2 separate regions of the Homo sapiens genome follow, and region 1 is linked to region 2. A link is an interaction called in ENCODE POLR2A ChIA-PET data of the cell type or tissue named here. Cell type or tissue: Panc1. All regions are shown on one strand. Links, peaks and the distances in the headings refer to the core of each region. The heading gives the core; the rest is flanking DNA. Region 1 has its middle 17 kb from the start of WFIKKN2. Region 2 overlaps ABCC3 (ATP binding cassette subfamily C member 3).

Region 1 (6,799 bases), core at 1-4,000, 160 kb after region 2:
CCTCTATCCACTTCCTAGCAGCGTTAACCAAAGCATGGCCACTTCCTCCTTCTCTAAGTGCTTTGTCTCCTTGCCTTCTGTGATTCCACCATCTCCTGGCTTTCCTCCTATTCACCGGCTGCTGGATTTCCTCTTCTTTGCTTGTTTCCTCCTTCTCTAGACCTCTAAATGTAGCAGTATCCTGGGCCTTGGGACAGGTCCTTTTCTTCACCCACCTGGTGACAGTGCCAAGGCCATGGCTGTAAATATCTTTCTTTTGTTTTGAGGCAGGGTCTTGCTCTGTCACCCAGGCTGGAGTGCAGTGGCGTGGTCACAGCTCAACCTCTTGGGTTCAAGTGATTCTCCCACCTTAGCCTCCCAAGTAGCAGGTGCACACCACCAGGCCTGGCTAATATTTAAATATTTTTGTAGAGACGGAGTCTCACCTGAGGCTGCAGTGAGCAGCCTATCTCAAAAATAAATAAATAAAAAATTAGTATCTTTTTTTTTTTTTGAGATGGAGTTTCACTCTTGTTGCCCAGGCTAGAGTGCAATGGTGCAATCTCAGCTCACTGCAAACTCTGCCTCCTGGCTTCAAGCAATTCTTCTGCCTCAGCCTCCGAGTAGCTGGGATTACAGGTGCTCATCACCACACCTGGCTAATTTTGTATATTTAGTAGAGATAGGCCATGTTGGCCAGGCTGGTCTTCAACTTCTGACCTCTGGTGATCTGCCCTCCTCAGCCTCCCAAACTGCTGGGATTATAGGCATGAGCCACTGTGCTCAGTCAAAAATTCACATCTTGAATTTAGCTTTGTCCAAATAGAATCTTCACTCCTCCCCTTTCCACACCTGTTCCTCCCCGCTTCTTCCTTGTCTCTGGAGCAGCACGGAATGGGTGTTCAACGTGGTTTGTTGATGGTCAATGGCTGGGAGGGACAGTGGTACTTCCTGTTTCTGAGGGCTATGGCCGCTGACCTGGTTTGGGGAACTGACTGCCCCTGGGCTAAACTTCTATACAGTTGCCTTTGGGTGGCCATTGGTGCCCAAGCCCTGGGCGTCCTCTTAGAGCCAGGGGACCATCTAAGCCTGAGCAATCATATCTGTTCTTTTAATTGCAGTCAAATGCATGTAATGTAAAATTTACCTGAAGTGGTAATTTTAAGTTGTACAGTTCAGTGGCATTTAGTCCATTCACAACATTGTGTGGCCATCACCATGATTTAGTTCTAGAATATCTTCACCATCCCAAAAGGAAACTTGTGACCTATCAGCAGGCCTCCCTACCCAATTCCCTGCTTCCCTCAGCCTGGCAACGATTAACCTGCTTTCTGTCTCTACCTATTTGCCTGTTCTGGACATTTCACATAAATGGAATCAATATGTGGGCTTCTGTGTCTGGCTTCTTTCACGTGGCATAATGTCTTCAAGGCTCATCACGTTGTAGTGTGTATCAGAACTTCCTTCTTTTATAAGGCTGAGTAATATTCCATTGTGTGGATGGACCACATTTCTATATTTGTTCTTGAAGGAAGTGGAAGGGAGTGGAGGCTCCATGGCAGGGCAGGTATATGCCGGGGGCTGGAAAAATTCAACCAGGAGCACAACGATGCCAGCTCCTTGGGGTGTGGCTGGGGGTGCTGCAGCCCCTGAATCATCTGTCAACCCCATCTGTGGTTTCCCACACCGTGGTGAAGGCTTGAGGTGAGTGCTGTAGGGCTGACAGCCACGGGGTCATTACGGGTGAGATTATCCAGCGTCCGAGCTTTCTGCCCTACAGCCCCACATTCTTTATGCCTCAGGCAGCTTCTTCAAACCTCCCCGCGGAGACAGGAGGTCCCCTCCTCGGTCAGGGGAGGGTGAGGGCTCCGTGCCCCACGGTGCCGCGGTCAGCAACACGGGTTGAGCCCACGCGGGGCTCCCCCCAGCAGGGGGCGCTGAGACAAGTCGGGTTCCAGGGGCCTTTCTCCTACCAGGGCTGCTTGTGAATTTCTCCTACTTGGGCTGCTTGTGAATTTCCACCTTGCTGCGGTGTCTTCTTCCTCGGTTTACTTCACACATATTTGAGTGAGGATTACTTGCCCTTGGGGAGTCTGGACGGCTCCCCAATTTTGGGATGCAGCTAGTGCTGTACTGGCCGCCTCATAACCACCCAGGGAGCGTGTGAAAAGGCAAATTCCTGGACATGATCCCAGTGGGACCAGGACAGAGTCCATGAGGCCTCCAGGTGATTCTCATGCCCAGGCTTGGGACTCCACACGGCCCTCCTTCAAGTTCACGATCTGCAGACATCAGGCTTCTGCCTTCTACGCTGCACCGTCTTGCTTGCGGGCTCATCTCTCCTTTTAATCAATCCATTCAGGTGAACCAACCACAGAGAAATGGCTTATTCTATGTTTACACCTGAAAAATATTCATTCATTCATTAGTTCAATAGAACTTTATAGAACGCCCTATGCCAGGCACCAGATATACCTTGGTGAATAAGACACGGTTCCTGCCTTGAGGTCTGGCTGGGGAGGCGTGTCAATACATTCCAATGTGATGAATGCTAGGAAAAGCAAAACGCTACGATCAGCTCAGGGTGGGATCACAGAAGTGGATGCCTGGCTTACCTGGCTCGAATTTGGGGAATCACCAGGAAGAGGTGATTTCTCAGTGGAGACTAGCAGGATGAGCAGGAAAATTCCCCGGGGACAGGAAGTCAGAAAGCAGAGAGCAGTGACAATTCTGGTGGGGGGCGGAGGGAAGCAGAGAACTGAACCAAAACATCATAATTTGGGCATAGGCATTTTAGCATTCTAGATTTTCTTTAAAATTCATGATTCAAGAGATAAAAATATAAGTTTGTTTCTAGATATATGACTAAGGTCTCAAAGAGAACTACTTCCCTAATTAGTCCACTATGGAAAGATGTATTCAGATTATTTACGGATAGGGGAAGGCCCTGCATAACTTCTGTGTCAGTCTCCGGAATGGCTCATATGCAAATGGAGAAGGAATCACTGGATCTGGGTGGATGCCTTCTGGGGAACAGAGTTGTCTTTCGGTGTTCCAGGAGCTGCAGATACAACTTTGAAGGCAGTGGCTCGAAACCCTGGCTGCAAGTAAAAATCACCTGGGAGTTTTTTTTTAATTTTTTATTTTTATTTTTATTATTTTTTTTGAGACGGAGTCTTGTTCTGTCGCCCAGGCTGGAGTACAGTGGCATGATCTCGGCTCACTGTAACCTCTGCCTCTTGGGTTCAAGCGATTCTCCTGCCTCAGCCTCCCGAGTAGCTGGGATTACAGTCATGTGCCACCACACCTGGCTAATTTTTGTTATTTTTAGTGGAGATGGCATTTCACCATGTTGGCCAGGCTGGTCTCGAACTCCTGACCTCAAGTGATCCACCCACCTTGGCCTCCCAAAGTGCTGGGATTACAGGCATGAGTCACTACACGCCTGGCCACCTAGGAGCTTCTTAAATCTACCACACATGGCAACCACTCTGGCAACTGATATATTAACTGTTTGGGGCTAGGGTGCAATGTCTGGGTGGAAGGGGAAGCTTCTGTAAAGGAGATGAAGAAGAAGCTACCAGGGAAGTGGGTAGAAAGCCAGGAGAAAAAAGGTCACAACACAGATGTAGGGGGAGAGTGGTCAGGAAGGAGGATGTGGTCAACAGGTCACAAGCTGCAGAAAGGCAAGAAAACGAGGACTGGTTGTGTCATTTAGGGCCATGGTAGTCACTAGCAGCAGGTGACTTTAGCAGCAGGTGACTTTAGCAGCAGGCTTGTCAGCAAAGTAACGTGTGGGAGGCTGGATCACAGAGTTCAGGAGAATGAGTTCAGGGACTTGGGAGGTGAGAAAATGGAGCCAGGATGCGGACTGACTTGGAAGGTAGAAAGAGGCAGGGCTGTTCATGGAGGGGGAATACGGGGTGGAAGGAATGATGTAATGATCTGTTGAGGATAAGAGAGACATGAATGTGTATAAAGGTGGCAGGTATTTGGGAGACAGAAGGCGTAATTGATGGTATAAAGTTCCTAAGGAGGTGGAAAGAAAGGGAAGTGTTGGGATCCAACACATTGTTGGCAGCATTGACCTTAAATAGGAGGGACACCTCCTCAGTTGTAACAGGGTGGAAGGTGGAGAGGGTGTGGTGGGGGCAGGGTGGCTCATTTTACTTGGTGGGGGTCAAGAACATCCATCACTCAGAATTTACTCATGAATGCGGTGACTGGATTTTCAGAGGCACGTGGCCTTGATAGAGGCCTCTCTCTACGTCCTCTCTTTCTTTCACGTCTCCCTCGTGGCAGCCAGACCTGGAGGCACTGTCCCAGTGATGAGTTAGCTGGGGGAGTGTAGGGGCTGGCCACCCTTTCTTTCTGGCCCATCTTCTCCACCTGTGGCAGGACCCTTGGGGAAGGAAGCTGGAAGGTTGAAGCCTGGCCTAAGCCTAAGCCCCAGGGTTCATCAGGGTCTACTATACTAAGGGTCTCTGCATTGGGGGCAGGGCTCAGGCACCAAGATGACTCCCTCCCTGAGAAACCCCAGAGGGAAGGGGATACTCGGGCATTGAGCCCTCACTCCAGCACCCTAACACCTTCTACCCTCAGTGGTGGGGTCTTTGCCTTTCTGATCCTCATGTACCTGAGGCCACAGTGGGCAGGTTGTACCTGCCCTGTGCCCTGCAGGCACAAAGGGGCTGGCTCCCTTGCATGGGCCCCCTCTTTATCCTCCAATTCCCTCCTGTTTTCCTTCTGCTGACTCAGAGTTAGGAACAGAGCCTCTCCAAACTTTGGGAAGCACCTCTCCTGCCATCTACCATGGTGTCTGACTGCTGGACTTAGGGAGAGAAGCGCCTTCCCCCCGGCTCCTCACTGGCAGAAAGTCCTCCTGGTGGCTCCCGATGAATGAGCCTGGCCCATTTTCTGCCCATCCTCTGTACCCAGCAGTGCCCCCAATCATTCCACCATGAAATGTGCAGTAGCTTTCTATCCCTCAACTATTTCATGCTCACTTGGCCCAAATGCGGACAGTCATGGGTTCTTCTGCTTTTGATATGGAAACGCTGGGAAGGGAAGAGCGTGGTCCCTTTAAATGATACGGAACAGCGCAAGGGAAATGTTGGGTAGAGGAAGGTTGTGCTCCCTGGCGAGGGCTCCACCCTCGTGGACCTAGGTTAGGACAGGCACTCCTGCTTTTGCACCCAAATGTTGCATTTCCCAAGACCACCCTGTCCTGCCACACCCCCATCCTGTGCCTATAAAAACCCGAGACCCTAGCAGGGCAGAGACAGAAGCGGCTGGACATCTAGAGGAGTATATTGGCGGTGGGACACACAGGCGGCTGGATGTCAAGAGGAACGCACTGGCACCGGCATCGGCATGCCAGCAGGCCACTGACCAGCAGAAGGACGCAGAGTTTGGCTGGGGCAGTTGGAGGAGAGCCTGGGACACCAAGCGGCCCAACTCCAGAGGAAAACCATCTCCCTTCTGGCTCCCCCATCTGCTGAGAGCTACTTCCACTCAATAAAACCTTGCACTCATTCTCCAAGCCCACGTGTGATCTGATTCTTCTGGTACACCAAGGCAAGAAACCCTGGGATACAGAAAACCCTCTGTCCTAGTGACAAAGTAGTGGGTCTAATTGAGCTGACTAACCCAAGCTGCCTACAGATGGCAAAACTGAAAGAGCACCCTGTAACACACGCTCACTGGAGCTTCAGCTGTAAACATTCACCCCTTGACACTGCCGTGGGGTCAGAGCCCCACAGCCTGCCCATCTGTATGTTCCCCTAGAAGTTTGAGCAGCAGGGCACTGAAGAAGCGAGCCATACCCCCATCGCACACCATCTGAGGGGGACAAAGGAACCTTTCCCGTGAGACTTTTTTTTTTTTTTTTTTTGAGACGGAGTCTCACTCTGTCGCCCAGGCTGGAGTGCAGTGGCGCGATCTCGGCTCACTGCAACTCCTGCCTCCCAAGTTCAAGCGATTCTCCTGCCTCAGCCTCCTGAGTAGCTGGGACTACAGGTGCTCGCCACCACACCTGGCTAATTTTTGTATATTAGTAGAGACAGGGTTTCACCATATTGCCAGGCTGGTCTCAAACTCCTGACCTCATGATCCGCCCACCTTGGCCTCCCAAAATGCTGGGATTACAGGCGTGAGCCACCACGCCCAGCCTCCTGTGAGACTTTCAGTCTGCTTGCTGCAAGCTAGAGCAGTGACTAATATATATTTTCTGTGGTCTACCTCTTCACTTAGCTACATACTGTTTTGTTGTTTCCCTCAAATCGCCACTCCCAAGATCAACCCAAAACAGAGTTCAAAGTGCAAAGCAAGCCTTTCTGAAATAGAAGGCAAAAATCAAAGCCTCCTTCCTGGTGGTGGTGTAGGCATGGGTGAGAGATTCTACCCTCTGAGTCCCACTTGGACTTGTGTGGACTCCCTCCTCTCCAGCCACCCTGGCTGTCTTCCAGTTCCTCCAATGCTCTGTGCCACCTCCCATCTCACAGCCTTTGCATATACTGTCCCCTCTTTGTCCAGCTAACTATGATTTATCCTTCAGGTCTCAGTATTGATGTCACTTCTTCTAGAAGCCCTTACCTGACCTTGCTTTTAATGGGAAATAGGGCTTTTACCCTCTAATGCTGTTCCCCTAGAATCTGAGCTGGCCACATATTTGAAGTCTACTCCAGCCAACATTATGGTCTGGATCATAATCATGGTCTGTTTGCTTAGAGGCTACTGATGGTGCTTTCCTCTAAGCCCACACTCAAGACCCCTGTCATGAGCATTGCTAAGGGCACAGGCTTTGAGAAGAGCCCCAGAT
Region 2 (9,740 bases), core at 5,526-9,525:
CGAGACTCCGTCTCAAAAACAAGCAAACAAAAAAACAGAAAACAAAAATTAGCCTGGCGTAGTGGCATGTGCCTGTAATTCCAGCTACCCAGGAGGCTGAGGTGGGAGAATCGCTTGAACCCTGGAGGCAGAGGTTGCAGTGAGCCAAGGTCGCACCACTGCACTCCAGCCTGGGTGACAGAGCGAGACTTGGCCTTAAAAAAAAAAAAAAAAGAAAGAAATTAACCAGCCGTGGTGGTGCACGCCCGTAATCCCAGCTACTCAGAAGGCTGAGGCACGAGAATCACTTGAACACGGGAGGCAGAGGTTGCAGTAAGCCAAGATTGTGCCACTGCCCTCCAGCCTGGGCGACAGAGCAAGATTCCATCAAAAAAAAAAAAAAAAAAAAAAAAAAAAGATGGGAGAACTCAGAACTCAAGCATATAGATTATTCAACAGTTCACATAGCCAGATAGTTCAAGGCCAGCTGTGGGCTTTGAATGCCATAGTAAAATGTTTGAACTTTGCCTTCTAGGCAGTAGGGAGCTACTGAAAGTTTAAAGGGATGGTATACTATTATTCTTTCATTCATTTATTCAATAAACGTGTATGTGTGTGTGTGTATTTTTTTTTTAAGAGTCCAGGTCTTGCTCTGTTGCTCAGGCTAGAGTGGAGTGGCATAATCATGGCTCACTGCAGCAACAAACTCCCGGGCTCAAGAGATCCTCCCGCCTTAGCCTCCATGTAACTGGGACTACAGGTGCCTGTCACCAGACCAGGCTAATGTTTTACATTTTTGTAGAGACAGCGTCTTGCTATGTTGCCCAGGCTGGTCTCAAACTCCTGGCCTCAAGTGATGCTCCTGCCTTGGCCTCTCAAAGCACTGGGCAATGTCCCTGGTCTTCAATAAATATTTGATTTATTTAAGCAAATCTTTTTTCTGAGCACCTACTATGTGCTAGGCACCATTCTAAGTACTTAGGATACATAGATAAATAAAATAAAGGTTCTTCCCTTCAAAGAGCTTACATGTCAGCAAGTAAAGGAAAAGATGAGAGAAAATATAATAAATCAGTAAATTATATATCATGTCAAAAGGTGATAGGTGTTATAGAGAAAAGAAAAAGCGGAGAAGGGTGGGAGAATTGGGAATACAGGGGTGGGACACAGGTGGCAGTATTAAACAGGATGGTCAGGGTAGGCTTCATTGAGAAAGAAAGACTTCAGGATGTCTGGGGGAGGAGTGTTCCAGGAAGAGAGAAGAGCAAGTGCAAAGGCCCTGAGACAGGAGCAGCAAGTGCATTTAGAAACAGCAAGGAGGCCAGTGGCTGGAGTGAAGCAGGAAAGGCGGGGAGAGGGTCATGGGTTGGGGGAAGGGACATTGTGCAGGTCTATGCAGGCTATTGTAGGGTGTATGGAGTGAAGATGTCAAGTCAGCAGTTAGATATGGAGCTGGAGATTTGGGGAGCAATGAGCTGGAGAGATAGACTTGAAAGTCATTGGCATATAGATGGTACATCATATCATCATATGAGACTGCATGGGATTGCCAAGAGGTTGAGTGCAGATAGGAAGGAGGCAGAGAAGAGGAAAGGACTGAGCTCCAGGACCCTCTTGCACCAGGCAGGGGAATCAGCAAAGAGACTGTGATGGCATGGCCAGAAAGGAAGGGGAAAACCATGCAGGATCTGGGACCCCAGGGAATCTGAAGGGAAGAGACCAGAAGTCTATGGCAATTGCTCATGAAGAGATGAGGGTCTGGCCAAGGGGCCAGGTGGGAGGAACCAGGTAAGAGATATTATCATCCCAATGTTACCCTTAAAGAAACCAAGGCCCAGAGAGGGGAGAGGTTAAGAACCTGGGTCAAGATCACACAGCTTAAGTGTGACTTCTTCTTTTTATTTTTTATTTTTTTGAGACGGAGTCTCCCTCTGTCACCAGGCTGGAGTGCAGTGGCACAATCTCAGCTCACTGCAACCTCCGCCTCCCGGGTTCAAACAGTTCACCTGCCTCAGCCTCCCGAGTAGCTGGGATTACAGGTGCCTGCCACCACGCCCAGCTAATTTTTGTATTTTTAGTAGAGACGGGATTTCACCATGTTGGTCAGGCTGGTCTCGAACTCCTGACCTCGTGATCTTCCCACCTCAGCCTCCCAAAGAGCTGGGATTACAGGTGTAAGCCATTGTGCCCGGCCAAGTGTGAGTTCTTTTAAGCTGTGTGACCTTGGCCAAGGTGCTTAACCTTTCCCTGCCAAGTCTCAAACACCTCTTTGTCCAGCTACTATGCTTCCATCAAGAATCAATAGGACCTATGTCCCTACAGGTGTCAGGGTAGCTGGCAGAATGGTGATGCCCTTGGCAGAGGCAGGCAAGGCCAAAGGAAGGGCTGGTTCTGGCAGGGAGTGAAGGATCTTACTTTGAGAGGTATTGAATATGAGGTGGCTGCAGACAGATGGTGACGCCATCTGAGAGGCAGCAGGAAGTAGGCGCTGAGGCTCAGGAGGTGATTTGAGCTGTTGATCTGGATTTGGGACTCCTCAGGACAATCTGTGAACAATGATGAGAGAGAGCACCAAGGACCAAGGTCTGAACTTGGGAGCTAGGGCCCATGTCCACAGGGTGAACTGGAAGGAAGATAAGGAGACAGCAAGGAATGCTTGCCAAGAAACCAGGAGACCAGGAAAGAGTAGTTTCCAAGAGATGGGGGAAGCCCACACTGTTGCAGGGAGGTCCTGCATAAAGTCTGAAACGGGTCTATTTAATTCGCCCTTGGAGGCTGGGCATGGTGTCTCACACCTGTAATCCCAGCACTTTGGGAGGCCAAGGCGGGTGGATGACCTGAGGTCAAGAGTTTGAGAACCAGCCTGGTCAACATGGCAAAACCCCGTCTGTACTAAAAATACAAAAATTGGCCGGGCGTGGTGGTGGAAGCCTGTAATCCCAGCTACTCGGGAGGCTGAGGCAGGAGAATCACCTGAATCCCAGAGGCGGAGGTTGCTGTGAGCTGAGATCACACCACTGCACACCAGCCTGGGAGACAGAGCAAGACTCTGCCCAAAAGAAAAAAAAAAATTGTAGTTGGAAGGACTTCTGGTTCTATAGGGTGGATTGAACACAAGACTTTATCTCCAGTCCTTCCTGATTTTCCATCAAAGTGACAGTAAGGAATAAAGAATGTAAACCTACAAGGACAAAGAGAAGAGGAGACAACAGCAGACAAGATATTAACACCTTTTTGGAAAGTGAGAAACAGGTTGAGGAGTGATCACTGACACAGCAGAGAACAACTGAAACCAAAGGCCATTTGGAGTCTGTAAAAGCTCGGGGATTGGAGGGCTGAAGGAGGCAAGGGGAAGAGCAGGGCTGAAAGCAGCGGCTGCTAGGAGAATGCATAAGGAGAGATGAAACACCCAAGATACTTATCCATCTCCTCTCAAAGCCAGGCAAATTCCAGCCACCTCACAGAAGACCAGCAGTTTATTCTGTGGAATTAAGTAAAAGTCTGCATACTGAAGGATAGAACCCTCAGCCCTCACTCCTAAATTGGTCCCAGAGAAAAGACCTCCAGATTCTTCCAGTTGTTGGGGGAGTCTTCCCTAAAGGACCAGGTTCCTACTTGATCACTCTGCAGTGAAGCCCAACAGCCAATAAGCTTGGTCCTCGGTACTCTGTCTTCAGTAGCTGTTTCTTGGTCCTTGGTCCTTGGTACTCTCACTCATCATTGTTCACAGATTGCCCTGAGGAGTCCCAGATCCAGTCCCAAATCCACCTGCCCCCAACACACAGAGCAGCCAACTCTTTAGTGTCTTACTCCAAAATATTGAGACAGCCAAGCCGCAAGAATCACCACAGGTCGGGTGCAGTGACTCACGCCTGTAATCCCAGCACTTTGGGAGGCCGAGGCAGGCGGATCACTTGAAGTCAGGAGTTCGAGACCAGCCTGGCCAACATGGCAAAACCCCTCTACTAAAAATACAAAAATTAGCTGGGCATTGTGACACGTGCCTGTAATCCCAGCTACTCGGGAGGCTGAGGCAGGAGAATTTCTTGAACCTCAGAGGCAGAGGTTGCAGTGAGCTGAGATCGTACTACCACACTCCAGCCTGGGCGACAGAGGGAGACTCCATCTCAAAAAAAAAAAAAAAAAGTCACCACACATTTGAGGAAAAATTCTGTTAAAATAAAAACTTTAGACAAATTAAATTTAGCAGAGTTTATCTGAGCAAAGAACAATTCATGAATCAGCCAGCATCCTGAACCAGTAGAGGTTCACAGAGTTTTACCACCCAGCAGTATGGGCAGGCAGTATTAATGGACAGAGAAAGGAATTGATGTATAGAAACAGCTTGATTGGCGACAGATCAGTATTTGCCTTATTTGGGCATGGTGCAATGAGGTGTTTGCCTTATGTGGACATGTTCTGATGATCTGGCAGCTTGTGATTGGCTGAAAATTCTGCTATATTTGGCTGAGACTTGGCTGCTTATTGTAAGAATATACTCTCAAGTTACGTTGCAGTTTGTTTACATATTGAATTATGCTACAGTCCACTATGTATGGAGTCAGCTTTATACCTGGGTGACAGAGTGAGACTTTGTCAAAAAAAGAAGGAGAGGAGAGGAGAGAGAGGAGAGAGATGAGGGGTGGGGAGGGGAAGGGAGGAAAGGAGAAAGGAAGGAAGGAAAGAAGGAAGGGAGGGAGGGAAGGGAAGGAGGGAGGGAAGAAGGGAAAGAAAGAAGGAAGGAAGGAAGGAAGAAAGAGAGAGAGAGAAAGGAAGGAAGGAAGGAAATAGGCAACACATAAAATAAATTTTTTTAATAGGATCACAGGTCACTGTGAACAATAGCCGTTCATTAAATGACTTCGGAGGCATATACAAAAAGTTACATAGTTGTAGAAAAAGCTTAGCTGTTTTAATAGCGAGTTCTCAGTTTTCTTAAGTGATCAAAAACCTAACAAAGACAGCATGAAGCACAGGAAATTATCTGGGTAGAACACAGAATCTTTGTTTTCTAGGCCAACTACCTAAAGAGAAAGAAAAACATTTTACAATTTCCTATTATGATCAGACCAATAATCTAAGAACACCATGTTGTTTTAATGGAGAGAACCAAATTCTAGTTTTGCATCAGTGTAATTTTGATATTAATGCTAGCTCTTATCGCCCAGGCTGGAGTGCAATGGTGCAATCTCTGCTTACTGCAACCTCCGCCTCCCGGGTTCAAGTGATTCTCCTGCCTCAGCCTCTCAAGTAGCTGGGATTACAGGCGCCTGCCACCACACCCGGCTTATTTTTTGTATTTTTAGTAGAGATGGGGTTTCACCATGTTGGCCAGGCTGGGCTCGAACTCCTGACCTCAAGTGATCCACCCGCCTCTGCCTCCCAAAGTCCTGGGATTACAGGCGTGAGCCACTGCACCCGGTCGCTAACTTTTATTCTTAAAAAACTTGTAAATAATTACCTCCTAATCTTAACCAGCTTGATCACCCATAAAATTTCTTTCACAAGATTCATCTTCCACAAACCTCCTACAACTCTTATATCCATTCACTTTTTGTCCTATACTTTCCTCTTCTCATTTTCGAAAAATCAGTCATTTCACTTTAGGACAAAATTTATTCTCTTTTTCCGTTATCAAAACAAAACATCCTCACGTCTTATAGCTTTTCCTTAGCTTCCTTTGTATATTTCTTTTTCATATATTCCTTTTTCTTACCTTCCTTGTATATTTTCATATAGATTTTCCCCCTTATTGTTTCTAGTAATTGTAGCTACATATATTAATTAGAATTCTTAACCCCGGCCAGGTACAGTGGCTCATGCCTGTAATCCCAGCACTTTGGAGTCCGAGGTAGGCAGATCACTTGAGGGCAGAAGTTCAAGACCGGCCTGGCTGACATGCTGAAACCCTGTCTCTATTAAAAATACAAAAATTGGCTGGGCGTGGTGGCGGGCACCTGTAATCCCAGCTACTGGGGAGGCTCAGGCAGGAGAATTACCTGAACCCAGGAGGTGGAGGTTGCAGTGAGTCAAGATTGAGCCACTGCACTCCAGCCTGGGTGACAGCGCGAGACTCCATCTCAGAAAAAAAAAAAAAAAAAAAGAATTCTTAACCCTTAGTGACCTTAATTTCCATGGACATTAGAAAGTAAGCATTTGTGAATTGTGTGTCACACCAGCTGTAGATTGGTAAATCTATGAACCATAATGTCTAGAAGCATGAGCTTTCTCATAGTACAATTTGTCAGTGTGGCACAGAACATGTTTCTCAATGGTCCAAAATGTCTTTAAGTCTCTCTGTAAAAATAAACTGTAAAGGAGGCAAAATTTCATTTGTATCCCTTTAGGTTTTTTGTTTGTTTGTTTTGTGAGGCCTGAAAACTAAATTGTTGTTTGTACAGATTTCCCTCCTCCTCAACTTTCTATTCTTGATGCTAAGAGTGTTAAAACCTTCTGGTGGCTGAGCGTGGTGGCTCACGCCTGTAATCCTAGCACTTTGGGAGGCTGAGGCAGGTGGAACACTTGACCTCAGGATTTCGAGACCAGCCTGGGCAACATGGTGAAACCCCATCTCTACAAAAAATACAAAAATTAGCTGGATGTGGTAGCTTGTGTCTGTAGTCCCAGATACTTTGGCGGGGCTGAGGCGGGAGGATTGCTTGAGCCCAGGAGGCAGAGGTTGCAGTGAGCCGAGATCTTGCCACTTGCACTCCAGAGTAGGCGATAGAGACCCTATTTCAAAAAAGTAATAATAAAACCTTCTGGTATAGGAAGGACATCTTTTACATGGGAATTTTATCTTACATTCATTTAACTCACTTATTTTCAACACTTATGCTTGGATTGCCTATAAAGATGAGATAATAAACAACTAGTCATCATTTTGTTTTTCTTGCTGACAAATTTTATAATATAAAGACAACATAAGCTTGTTTTACCAGTAAACCTAGATAGGAAATCATGCATCTTTATGATATTTAATCCCCAAAACTATGAAAACATGTCTGTTTCAGTCAAACCAACAATATTCTTATTTGCCAAAGATTACCCAAGTCAGATGAGCTGCAAAAGTATTTGAGGTAGTTCTTAATTTTCTGAGAGAATACTTCATTTATACAAGCACTTATTTTTCTTAAAGCCAACAAAATAGAGCTCTTTCATAATTTAATTTTGGAGCATTAAAAGGAGATAAGAAACTATGATACCTGTATCATACATACAGACTTATATAAACATAAACAGCAACAGATCTTACAGCTTTCATTTAAATATCTTAGCCATGTTCCAGGTACAGTAATATAAAACTCCTGAATTTATTAAAGACTATCTGGATCCAAATTGTTCTTCTGGCCAATGGAACAAGATTTCTTGCCCAGATGACTAAAGCTTTTGAATAAGATTCGTGAAGGAGCTTTTAAGATTTTTTTGTTTGATTTCTGTAAGGAACCTATTATAAAGAGGCAATTTTTTATTCATTTAATCTTTTAGATGCCTCTGTGTATCAATTAAAGAATGCATCCCATTGCTTTTGTGGCATTTTTGAACCTTTCTTTTCTAATGCACCTTGCAAGTGAACAGTTTTATCTAGGTCAAAACTTTCCCACTGTGGCCACTGTAACTCTTAAGTTGTCCTCAGCAAAGTTAACCCATTTTTCCAAAAATACACATGTTCCTCATAATTGTTGTTCATGAAGTTAGCCACCGTCCCAGAAAGTGGCGTCTCAGACTCTGGAGTCCCAGACTCCTTAGATTTGGAGGAACTCACTTTCAAAAGGCACCTGCCTGAGGCTTTTAACTGGATCCATTTCAGTTAATTATCAGATCTGATTTGCTCCTGGACCCAGTCCTACTTGACCCAGTCTAAGAATTGTTCAAATAAACTTGGAGAACACAAAACACAAATTCCTGAAGCTTGGAATCTGAGATAGAACTCACCCATGACCTCCAGTTGCTACAAGAGAACAATTGGCACAGTGTGCCCTGTCAGGTACCCTTACTTGGTCACTAAATGCTCCTGAGGGTCACTGGAGTTCTACTTCCGATCCCACTTCTGACACCAATCTGTTAAAAGAAAAGCTTTAGGCCGGGCACGGTGGCTCACGCCTGTTATCCCAGCACTTTGGGAGGCCGAGGTGGGTGGATCACCTGAGGTCAGGAGTTCAAGACCAGCCTGGCCTACATGGTGAAACCCCATCTCTACTAAAAATACAAAAATTAGTCAGGCATGGTGGTGGGCGCCTGTAGTCCAAGCTACTCAGGAGGCTAAGGCAGGAGAATTGCTTGAAGCTGGGAGGTGGTGGTTGCAGTGAACCGAGATCACGCCATTACACTCCAGCGTGGGGGCCAAGAGCGAGACTGTCTCAAAAAAAAAAAAAAAAAAAGAAAAAGAAAAAGAAAAAGGAAAAGCTTTAGACAAATTTAGCAGAGCTTATTTGAAAAAATAAGCAATTCATGAATTCAGCAGCATGCTAAACTAGTAAAGACTCGGCTGGGCGTGGTGGCTCACACCTGTAATCCCAGCACTTTGGGAGGCTGAGGCAGGCAGATCACCTGAGGTCAGGAGTTCAAGACCACCCTGGCTAATATGATGAAACCCCATTTCTACTAAAAATACAAAAAAATTAGCTGGGCGTGGAGGCACACACCTGTAATCCCAGCTACTCAGGAGGCTGAGGCAGGAGAATGGCTTGAACCTGGGAGGCAGAGGTTGCAGTGAGCCAAGATCACACCATTGCACTCCAGCCTGGGCAACAAGAGTGAAACGCCATCTCAAAAGAAAAAAAAAAAAAACCTAAACCAGTAAAGGCTCAAAGAACTCCACCTAACCATGTGGTCAAGTAGTACTTACAGAGAGAAAAAAAGTGACACATAGAAATAGCCTATTTAGAACTCGGCATTTGCTTTATCTGGACAGGTCTAAGCACTTTGCAGTCTGCGATTGGCTGAAAGCTCAGTTGCAATGATTGGCTGAGACTCAGCTACTTGTTACAAGAAACTCTCATGTTAGGTTTGTTTACATATTAAGTTGGGTTTCAGTTCACTATGTAAGGAGGCAGCTTAAGGCCAAATTTAATCTAATTTAACACCTCCAGCTTGAAAGACAAAACCAAACCAAATCAACCAAGAAACAGAAAAAAGAAAATTCAAAGATGTATGAGCATGCATAACTTTGATAAAAATAAAAATAATAATTATTTGAATTGGCAATTAGAAAATAGTTATATCCTCAGGTAACAGATGTCTCTAGGTGGATGAGATTGTGGGTGGTTTTTCTTGTTGTTGATATTTTCTGTGCATCTCTAAAAAACATCTAATGCTTTGCAAAGAACATAAGAAACAGATTAGTACATTAGTGGCCTTGGAGGAAACAATCTCAGTAAAACATGTGTTTATTAATGAATGTATTCCCCCATCCCTTTCCAAAAAAGTTCATAGGTGTAGTTATAGTCAAAGGTAAGAGGCAGTCTTGTCAGAGCCAGTAAAGTAACCAACCATCCTGGTTTGCCCAAGACCAAGCAGCTTCCCAAGACACTAGACTTTCAGTGCTAAAACCAGAGAAGTCCCATCCATACTAGGAGAGTTGATCACTCTAGTCTGTGTAATTTGCAAAGACTCTCCATATCCTTTGGTTCCTGTGAGTCTCAAATCCACCCAGTGAGGTACAGGTGGGCCGGTGGATGGTCACCTCCATTTCAGAAGAGAGGCAGCTAAGGCTCAGGGAATCTCCCTATCCCTGACCCGGGAAAGGCCTTAAGAGAAAG

The links. ChIA-PET counts read pairs that join two places held together with the same protein. Peaks named below come from ENCODE experiments on the same cell type or tissue, not always from the same donor. Only the 100,000 strongest peaks of a DNase experiment are listed, where the experiment ranks them.
Region 1: POLR2A ChIA-PET joins it to region 2 with 6 read pairs; 2 of 35 experiments call an interaction of 5 or more read pairs at or near these places.

The regions. Positions count from the first base shown.
Region 1 is chr17:50,815,525-50,822,323 of GRCh38, forward strand. No RefSeq gene overlaps it. Among named protein-coding and RNA genes, the nearest start is that of WFIKKN2, 17 kb to the right of the region's middle. RefSeq lists enhancers at 2,083-2,162, 3,766-3,825. In Panc1, for the core only: CTCF peaks have their summits at 1,908 (motif pointing right) and 2,161; a DNase peak (open chromatin) is centred at 2,001; H3K4me3 peaks cover 553 bases; H3K27me3 peaks cover 191 bases.
Region 2 is chr17:50,645,004-50,654,743 of GRCh38, forward strand. The region is part of intron 1 of ABCC3 (ATP binding cassette subfamily C member 3); the gene reads left to right. Among named protein-coding and RNA genes, the nearest start is that of ABCC3, 15 kb to the left of the region's middle. In Panc1, for the core only: no CTCF peak of the experiment used is centred there; no DNase peak of the experiment used is centred there; H3K27ac peaks cover 1,909 bases.